Linked DNA regions of Mus musculus: region 1 is linked to region 2. A link is a contact called in ENCODE Hi-C or POLR2A ChIA-PET data. All regions are on one chromosome and are shown on one strand. The core of a region is the stretch at or near the end of the contact, and the rest is flanking DNA. Distances in the headings are between cores, read along the strand shown.

The links. Hi-C counts contacts between places; a loop is a spot of excess contacts on that map. ChIA-PET counts read pairs that join two places held with the same protein, here RNA polymerase II (POLR2A).
Region 1: a loop to region 2 is called in a map of heart, with 3 times the contacts of the local background. The contact joins the promoter of Nupr1l here to the promoter of Vkorc1l1 in region 2. A Hi-C loop is called at or near these places in 6 of 37 maps with a recorded cell type or tissue (gastrocnemius, heart and left cerebral cortex). POLR2A ChIA-PET finds 5 or more read pairs at or near these places in 4 of 5 experiments (Patski and embryonic stem cell).

Annotation. Positions count from the first base shown.
Region 1 is chr5:129,906,117-129,910,737 of GRCm38, reverse strand. Nupr1l (nuclear protein transcriptional regulator 1 like) reads right to left here and starts at 2,198. Exons shown (of 3, transcript NM_026916.3): 1 at 1,817-2,198. The coding sequence starts at 2,146. The coding sequence ends at 1,838. It also overlaps a transcript of Zbed5 not described here.
Region 2 is chr5:129,940,528-129,945,365 of GRCm38, reverse strand. It overlaps Vkorc1l1 (vitamin K epoxide reductase complex, subunit 1-like 1), which reads right to left and starts at 3,257. Exons shown (of 3, transcript NM_027121.4): 1 at 3,001-3,257. The coding sequence starts at 3,194.

The DNA.
Region 1 (4,621 bases), core at 949-3,448, 34 kb after region 2:
ATGTGGTTGCTGATAATTGAACTCAGGAACACTGGAAGAGCAGTCAGTGCTCTTAACCGCTGAGCCATCTCTCCAGCCATATATAAAGATGGCGTCTGGCTGGCCTCCAGCTCTGGGACTAAGGATAAGCATAACCAGGAACTTCCATGAACCTCTATCTCCCGAATATTAAGATGAGGGTCCTATTTACAGAGTGCCAGTGATTAATCCCAGAGTCTTATGCTTACTAAGTGAAAACTATCAACTCAACTGTGCTCTCAGCCTCCCCTTTCCTGTCTCCTATAGGTCAGGCTGGCCCCATACTATGTAGCCAATGGTCTCGAACTTTTTTTTTTTTTCCTGAGACAGGGTTTCTCTGTGTAGCCCTGGATGTTTTGGAGCCCTTCAGTAGACCAGGCTGGCCTCAAACTCAGAAATCTGCCTGCCCCTGCCTCCCAAGTGCTGGGATTAAAGGTGTGCGCCACCACCGCCCAGCAATCTTGAACTTTTAAATGTCTTGTTCATTTTTATGTGTTTAAGTGCGCGTATGTCTGTGTGATATACATGCAGCGTCCTCACAGGGCAGAATAGGGTGTTGGATCCCCCTTGAACTTGAGCTATGGACGGTAACGAGGCATCTAATACAGGTGCGGGGATCCTAAAAGGCAAGAGCTGCAAGGGCTCTTAATGGCTGAGCCATCTCTCCAGCCTCTGACCTTGAACTTCTGACCCACTCTTTCACTTTGCTAGTTCAAAGAGGCATAGAGGTGGGCACTATCATGCCCAGTTTCTGTCTGCTGGCTTGCTGGGTTTTGGTTCTGTCAACTCGACATAAACTAGAGTCATCTGGAAAGATACCTCTATTGTAAGACTGGTCAGAGACAAGTCAGTGCGGGGATTTTTCTCAACGCTCAGCTCACTGTGGGCGGTATCACCCGGGGCTGATAGTCCTGGGAGGTACAAGAAAGGTAACTGAACATGAACCTCTGGGAACTGTGCTTCCGGTTCCTGCCTCTGGGTTCCTGCCCTGACTTCAGGAAGGGCTGTAAGCTTTAAGGTGAAACAACCCCTTTCCTGCCCAAGTTGCAAGCAAAAGTTCACGGTGTTTATTACAGCAATTGGAAGCAAACAAGGAGGAGGGGCAGTTTTGTTTTGGGACAGTGCCTCAAAGAGTGTTCCTGGTTGGCCTCCAATTCCAGCGGTCTCCTGAGCACAGAGGCTGGAGATGGATTACAGGTGTGAGCCACCCTGCCAAGATGGATTTCCTCGGACATTTCCCTATATTTCCAATGTAGACTTTTCTCACACAATTGCAAACTTCCAAACGGTGGAGACTTTCACCAGCAGCCGGGAAACCCCTGGGTCGGGGATCGGGAGCCAGCACAGTTATGATTAACGCTGGGAAGTCTCAGAAGCAGATGACAGGTGAATATGGTGGCCAGACCTGTCATCTCAGGACTAGAGAAGCTGAGGCTTGCTACACACCATGGAATCCTGGGCTACGGGCATCATCAATAAAACAAAACCACACAGCAGGGAATCATGGCCCATGCTTGAAACTTTAGCATTTTAAGGTAAACGCTGGAGGGGTGATGAGTTCGAGGTCAGTTTAGGAGACAGTGTCAGAAATGAGAAGAAAAGGAAAGGAAAAGAGAAGAGAGTAAAAAAAGAATTGGACATTGTGGCTCATGTCTTAGCATCCCAGCCCATCCATGGAAGCTGGATGCAGGACAATCTGGAGTCCAAGGTAATCCTCTGCTACACACTGAGTTCGAGGCCGACCTGAGATATACATTCTACTCCCTACCCAACACCAATGGGCTCCGCCTGCCCATACCCGCTCAAGCGTGGCGTGTGCTCAGGCCAGGCGTGTGCGCGGCCGCGGTTGCAGCTGGCGCTGGCGCCGCTTGCGCTGCCCGTTGAGCAGTATCTGCGCCACCTTGCGCTCGTGGCCGCCGGGCACCGGGTAGTTGGTGCGTAGCTGCTGCTCGCGCCGCGTCCGGCCCTTGCTGCGTCCAGCCCCAGAGGCCGGGAAGTCACGCAGGTAGTAGTAATCCAGGCAGTCGTACACCTCCTCTTCGAAGCCGACGGTGGGCAGCGCCTCCGGCGGCGGCGGGCGGGCTCGAGTCCTTGGGCCGGAGACAGAAGGACGAGTTGGAGGGTCCATCGCCGATGCGCTCCGCCCGCCGCCGCCGCTGGTCACTCCGCCGGAATGCCCCACCCAGTGCTCCTATTGGCTCCGCTGTAGGGAGCGCTCTGTGACCTCACAGGGGGCGTGGCTTCCATGCTTCTTTGTTCCAGATGCGGAATTGTGTTTCTTCGCGGGGTCCGAATTGTAAATAAGTATAATAAACCTGGTTTCGCTGGTTAAAACCTGAAGGGACGGAATTGGGGAATGTGACTCAGTAGAGTGCTAGCATGCACAAAGGCCTGGGTTCCATCCCCATCACTGTATAAGTCAGGTGTGGTTGTGCACACACCTATAATCCTAACACTGCGATAAAAGACGAGGAGCTCTGGCCAAATGAATTTGCTAGCCTAGTTTGGGTTCATTTGTGCAAAAAGAAAACTGGCTTGCTGAATTGCTTTAACTTTGTTCTTGTGACAAGAAAATTCTCTTCACGACATTACTATTTCATTGTTATAACCAAATGTTTGGCAATAATCTGTTTAGGGAAGGTTATTTTTTTGGCTCATCGTTTGAGAATACAATCAGCTAAGACACGGTGGGCAGGATCTTGAGGCTACTTATTCAATCTGCATTCGTCCATTAGGAAGCAAAGAAAGGGGAATTCTAGCATCTTGCTTGTGTTTTTTTTTTTTTTTTTTTTTTGGTACCCCCCCCCCTCCATTTTTATTCAAGTTCCCAGCCTACTGATGATGCAGCTACATTCAAGGTGGGTTGTCTCTCTCCAATCTATAATCTCTGGAAATTCCCTCAACAAATCTACACAAAGGCATGCTTCATAAGTTAAGAAGACAGACTTACTAAACATCACAAGTAGCATGTTAGAGCCAAGGGGCTGGAGAGGGTTTAGTGGTTATGATCTTGCAGAGGATCTGGGTTCTACTCCCAACACTCACATGGTAGCTCAAAACTGTCTACATCTCCAGTCCCAGGGGACCTGAAGCCCTTTTCTGGCTTCCTGGGGCATACATACAAGCAGGCAAAACACTCATTCACACAAATAAATGCATGTAAATGTAAAAGTAATGTGTGTGCACATGGATGTTGTGAGACCCTGGCTTAAAGCATTTCTCCCTGAAAGGTAAACCCCTAAAACATTTCCCCAAGCTTGTTTTCCCTGATCTTTAAAAATACAGCTAGAAAGAAGCTCTTTGTTCTCTATAGCCAGCAAAAGGCTTTTTTGTTTCTATACTGTACAACCAGAGATGCCGGCCTTCCTGTGCCGAGGACACAGAGATAAAAATTCAGAAAGAACTCACTCCCCACTCCTGTCTTGTCACCAAGGACACCCGGAAGAGAAGAACTCCTCCCAACTCCTCCCAATTCCTCAGCTAGCTGTTAAAAGCCCCCTACTGTCACCTCTGGGGTCGAACTCCCCTGCCCTGCGAGGCTCCAGGGGTTCGTCCTCAGCTAGCTGATAATAAAACCTCTTGCAGCTTGCATCAGGTGTGGTTTTCTCTCGGGATGGTGGGGTGTTGGCCAGTTCATCCCAGGACTTGAATGGAGGCCCAGCATCCGGGGCCTTACAATGTCAGAGGATAGTTTTTGGAAATCTATTCTCTCCTCCCACCCAGTGGGTCCTGTGGGTTGAACTCAAAACCTCAAGCTTGGTAACACCCACCTTTATCTGATGAACTATCTGAATGGCCCCCACATGATTGTTTTAAAGAAAGACAATCATTAATAGATCTCATCCTTAAAGCAACACGGATATCGGACTTAACAAAGTATCTTGAGGATTAATCCCAGGGTCTCAAACGTACTAAGCACTACCACTTTGCTAATCCTCAGGCCAACAAAGTTTATCAATTTATCAGTGTACAACAGTAATTTTAGCATTTAGGAAGAAGCAAAGGCAGGCAGGACTCTGTGAATTCAAGGCCAGCTTTGTTTACATAGTAAGCGCCAGGCCAGCAAGGACTACATAAATGAGCCTACCTCTCAAAACAAATAAACATAATGATGTTAGTTAGACTCAGTGGGGTCGTGGTGGTGGTGGTAGTAGTGCTAGTATAAGCCTGTAGTGCTAGCTCTCAAGTGGTTGACACAGAAGGGTTACCTCAAGTTCCAGGCTAGTCTGGACTGCAAGGTGAAATCTTGTTTCCAAAAAAAAAAAAAGGACAATCCTTCACACATATACTCAAACCCCAAGAATGCTGACTGACAAAACTAAAGTAAAACATGGACAGAGAGTTAAAGATGGAGCATACTTATAATCCCAGCACTCGGGAGGGAAAGGCAAGTGGATGTCTGTGAGTTCAAGGTCAGCCTGGTCTGGTCTAGAGAGTTCTAGGACATCCAGGGCTACACAGTGGAAGTCCTGTCTGGAAACAAAACAAAACAAAAACTAACAAACAACAAAAAGCTAAAGGAAGTCCAATGTATGAGCATCTGTGAGGTCCATGCCAGCCAGGACGACATGGGGAGGCTGTCTCAAAAACCGCAGTGACATGA
Region 2 (4,838 bases), core at 2,008-4,507:
GAGCTAGACATGATGATGCACACCTGTAATCTCAGAACATGAGGGATTAGTAGAGAGAGGATCGAAGGAGTTCAAGGCCAGCCTCAACTTACGCTACAACACAGCAAGTTCAAGGCTAACTTGGGTTACCCCAAACAATGCCAGGCATGGTGGCATAAACCTTCAATCTCAGCATTTAGGATGCAGAGGCAAGCAGATCTCTAGGAATCCCAAGCCAGTCAAGGCTACATAGTAAAACTCTGACAAAAATAAGCAAGCCGGGGATGAAACTTAGTCACAGAGAGTTTACCTAACACTGGTCAGGCCCTGTGTTCAATCTCCAATGCCACTGATCGAGAAAGATTTTTAGTCTAACATATTTTAAGATAACTTTAATTCATTAATTGATGTTACTAAATATTAAATATCATGCTATTGTGTCTTATTCAAAACAAAAACAAAAACTTGACAGATGTGCAGGCAAGGCTATAATTCCAGTCCACAGGAGACTGAGACTGAAGGAGGACTGCTTTCAGTTCAAAGTTGGCCAGATCTACAAAGCAAGAAACAAAACACATGAACATTTGTTTCTTGTGATACAGATTAACTATGAGAATATTTAGTGTATAATTAAATGGTTCAGAAACAATCTCTTAGAGAAAAGCCCACTAGAAGAACTCAAAACATACAGTGAATTACTTCTTACATGGCCAAATAATAAAAAGCCCAGTAAGATTTTTGTATAGACTGCATTAAAAGAAAAATTCTAGGGCTGGAGAGATGGCTCAGAGGTTAAGAGCACTGACTGCTCTTTCAGAGGTCCAGAGTTCAAATCCCAGCAACCACATGGTGGCTCACAACCATCCATAATGAGATCTGATGCCCTCTTCTGGTGTGTGTGAAGATAGCTACAGTGTACTTATATATAATAAGTAAATAAATCTTTAAAAAAAAAAGAAAAATTCTAAAGTTGGTAATAATTATAAATATATTTCATATTAACCTATCCAGTCATTTTTATTTCATGGTTTCTAAGTATTTGAAATATGCTCCTGCATGCTTTTTTTTATTCTGCATTCATTCATTCAATTTGGGGTGTTAAAAACTTAAGTTTAAAAATTCTTTCCAAAGCCGGGCGGTGGTGGCGCACACCTTTAATCCCAGCACTTAGGAGGCAGAGGCAGGCGGATTTCTGAGTTCAAGGCCAGCCTGGTCTACAGAGTGAGTTCCAGGACAGCCAGGGCTATACAGAGAAACCCTGTCTCAAAAAGAAAAAAAAAAAAAAATCCTTTCCAAAGGTGCAAAGAACATTTAAAAATGTGAATGTGTGCATAAAATATACTTGGTGGGCTCAGTGAGAGGACTCAGCTGGTAAAGATGCTTGCCAGCAAGCCTGATGACCTGAGTTCAATCCCTAGGACCCATCTGGTGGGAAACTGACTCCCACATGTTGTCCAATGACCTCCATAAGTGTGTGTGCTACCCCACTCCCAACATAAATATGTGCAATAGAAGCACGATACACTTAGTGGTTCTCAAGGTGTCTAGTCTAAAAGAAAGTCTAGGAGGCCTCAACCTGGATGCAAATAAAACTCCTGAGGGCTCTTCATCACAGATACATTCTGCACTATAAACTCAATGCATTTAAAAAAAAAAAACAAAACTGCTTAATGAGGCCATAATGACAACCATTTTTCTACTAAAAAGTTACAGGAATTCCACTTATAAGCACGAGCTAGCCTAGCCTAGCTGGTCTATGAAAAGGGCTAAGTGGGAAAGATCAACAGCCTTAAGTTTGCAGATAAGAAACTCCAACCCTAGCTTCTTCAAATACTCCTCCACCAATATGGAGGGCAAAATAAACTAGTGAGCTATATACATTTGTGTCTCCCTAGCATTTATCAAAAGGAGGGAATGTAGTGAAATGTTAAGCACTGTTAACAAACATCAAAATATTAGGGGTAGGACTCTCTATTAAAATGTCAAACTATCTATTCTGCAATAATTCTTTTCACTTTTGCTGGTTTTGATGACTGCTATCAGTTTTTTAAAAAGCCTTTTTTAAAAGTGTAAAATACTTTTTTCTAAGAAAAAAAGCTAGCACACTACATAAAATGTTAACAGGAAAAAAAATCGATGGTATTTTCAAGAAACAAAAAATTGTTTAAATAAACCTGCTTAGCAAAGTTTCGTAAATCTAATCTCTTGCGGATTATTCCGCTAATACTAATCAGCAACATGTAAAAGTCATTCTAAGTCACCCACGGTGGTGCATGCTTGTATTTCCCTACTCAAAAGACTGAGGCAGGGGAATAGCTGTAGAGGTTATAGTCCGATGAGTTTCAGGCCAGTGTGGGTCACAACTCAGATCCTTTCATAAAATAACAGTCATCGTAGTACCTAAAATATCACTATACACAAGGTACTCATCGTTTACTCTAAACTTAAAGTAGACCCGAACTCTGGCCATTTTCCCCCTGCTGGGCACACTTCGTGAAATACACAAGGGAGAAAAATCCAAGAAATCAGATAGGGTTAAGTGCTGGTACCTTCCTCTTCCAGAGTAGGGTCAAATGCGTGTCTACCCGCAAATGTCACTGTCGCCTCCAGAAGGCTGCCAATTCTCCTTAACTCTGAGTACAAAGAGGCCTGAGCACCGAAAACACCTGTCCCGAACAACCCAGAGGATAGTGATAAAAGCCACCGGACATATAGCCCCGGGGTAGCAGAGGTCCCAAGACCCCGGGGATGAATGCTGGCTTCGCCGATCTCTGCATCGGGGGTCTTCACACGCCTCTCTCGGCGACAACAGGGAGAAAAGTCACACCGGCCAGGACGCGCCCGCGCCCTCCCGGCTGCACTGTGCCACCTCATCCCGGAGGCCTGCCCTCAGCCGCCGCCCCCCGGTCACCGCCGTCCGGGTCGCGGCCCGGGCCCCGCTCTCTCAGGCCGGAGCTCCCCGCGCGCTCCCCGCCCCCCGCCGCCGCCCGCGTCGCGCTCCCCTCACTCAAGCCGGGCTACCTGGAGGCCAGGGCGGCGGAGCACTTCACCCAGGGCCCCAGGTCGCAGAGGGCCCGGTGCTCCGGGTCCCTCTCCTTCTCCCGCTCCACGTGGTAGGCGTAGATGGAGAGCAGGATCCCGGCGGCGCACACTGCATACCGGGCCACCCGTTCCCAACGCGGCACCGACACTCTCAGCAGGACGGGCGCCGCCATCTTCCCCCCTCCGCCGCCGCCGCCGCCTCCCTCCGCCTCCACCTCAGACGCCGCCGCCCGTCGGGGCCCGACCCAGCCGCCGCCGCTGCCGCCACCGCCTCCGCCGCCGCCGCCGCCGCCGCCACCACCGCCGCGCCCCATTGGCTCGGTCGCCTCCTCCGGGCCCCGCCCCCACAGGCGCGCGGCCCAACCGCCCCGAGAGGAGTGAGGCGGACTGGGCGGGGAAGGCGCGCGCGGACACAGAGGGAGGGGCGGAGCGCGCAACCGCCAGGGAGGCGGTGCGGCGCATGCGGAGGGCGGGGTCTGAAAGAGGGAAGGGCTTGAGGAGGGGCGGAGCTTGACCAGAATTGGGGCGGAGCGAGAAAGCCGCTCATAAGTGTGGAGGGAGGAGGCGGAGCGCGCAACAGCGGGGAGGTGGTGCGGCGCATGCGGAGGGCGTGGCTGACGGTGGGCGTGGTTTGATTTTAAAGGGGCGGGTGGGAAAACCGCGCGCGGGCGGGGAAGAGGCGGAGGTTGTAAGCAGCCAGGGTTGCGTGGCGCAAGTGAAGGGTGGTGCTGAGAAATGGGGTTCGTTACACTGGAGGGCGCGGTCAGAAGGGAGGCGGAACAAGGTGGGGCGGGAGCGAAGGGAAGGGGCGGAGCGCAAAAACTCTGGTGTGCTGGATGGGGCAGGGGCGTGACCAGGAAGGATGAGGGGTGTGGCCTAGGAAAGGGGTGAGGCGAGAGGTGGTTTGGCTTAATCTTAGGGTCTGTTACAAGGGATCGATTTCAAAGATACTACTACAATGCTTGACTGGGCAAGCCCTTGGCTCCTGGTAGCAATCAGTTGCCTTTCTGCACACACACACATTTCCGTCGTTATCACTTGATATTTCTTATCCAATCCAAATTGTCCCTGACCAATGGCTCCAGAGCTCCAGAGACACGTTTGTGTGACATGATCTTCCCCAGGCACCACCTCCAGGCGTCTTGTGTTCAACATGTGAGAAACTTTTTTCTTAAATGCGCAAAACTATTTTTACATTTAAAAAAACCTATTTTTAAATGGGTTCATGAATACTTCTCTATAATTTGGATTTGATGTGGCTTTAACATAATCCATACTAAAAGGATAAAAATGAACTTTAAAAAAAAAGCTCAAAAACTTGGAAAAAGGGAAATCAGAAGAAAACGAAACGTGAGGAGGTCATAGAGGCTTGCAAAATTGTTAAAATTGAGCCATAACTGATTCTGAGCTTCCTTGCTGTCAAAACTGGACAGGAAAACCCATGTAAGGATATCTGTGTCTACAAAGAAACAAGCTGTTGATGGAGATTGCTAGCTTTTGCTTCAATGCAGCTCTTAGGCTTTGGGGGCATCACCTAGTGATTTTGATTAATAAGTAATGTTCTTCAATTAATTATACAATGTTGGATAACAAATCACCCCAATTTTTTGCAGCTTTAAGCAAGCTAATAAACTGGGTGTCTGTTTGTTTTGTTTGGGGTTTTTTTTTTTTCATTTTCTCTGCGTCAGGAATCTTCCGGCTCAGTCTCTCCACCTTTCCCTCTCTCTTTCTCTTCCTCTCTACCTTGGATCAAATTAAGATGTGAGGCATGGCTGTAGTCATCTCAAACCCTGAGAGTCCTCTTTCAGGTTCTCTCC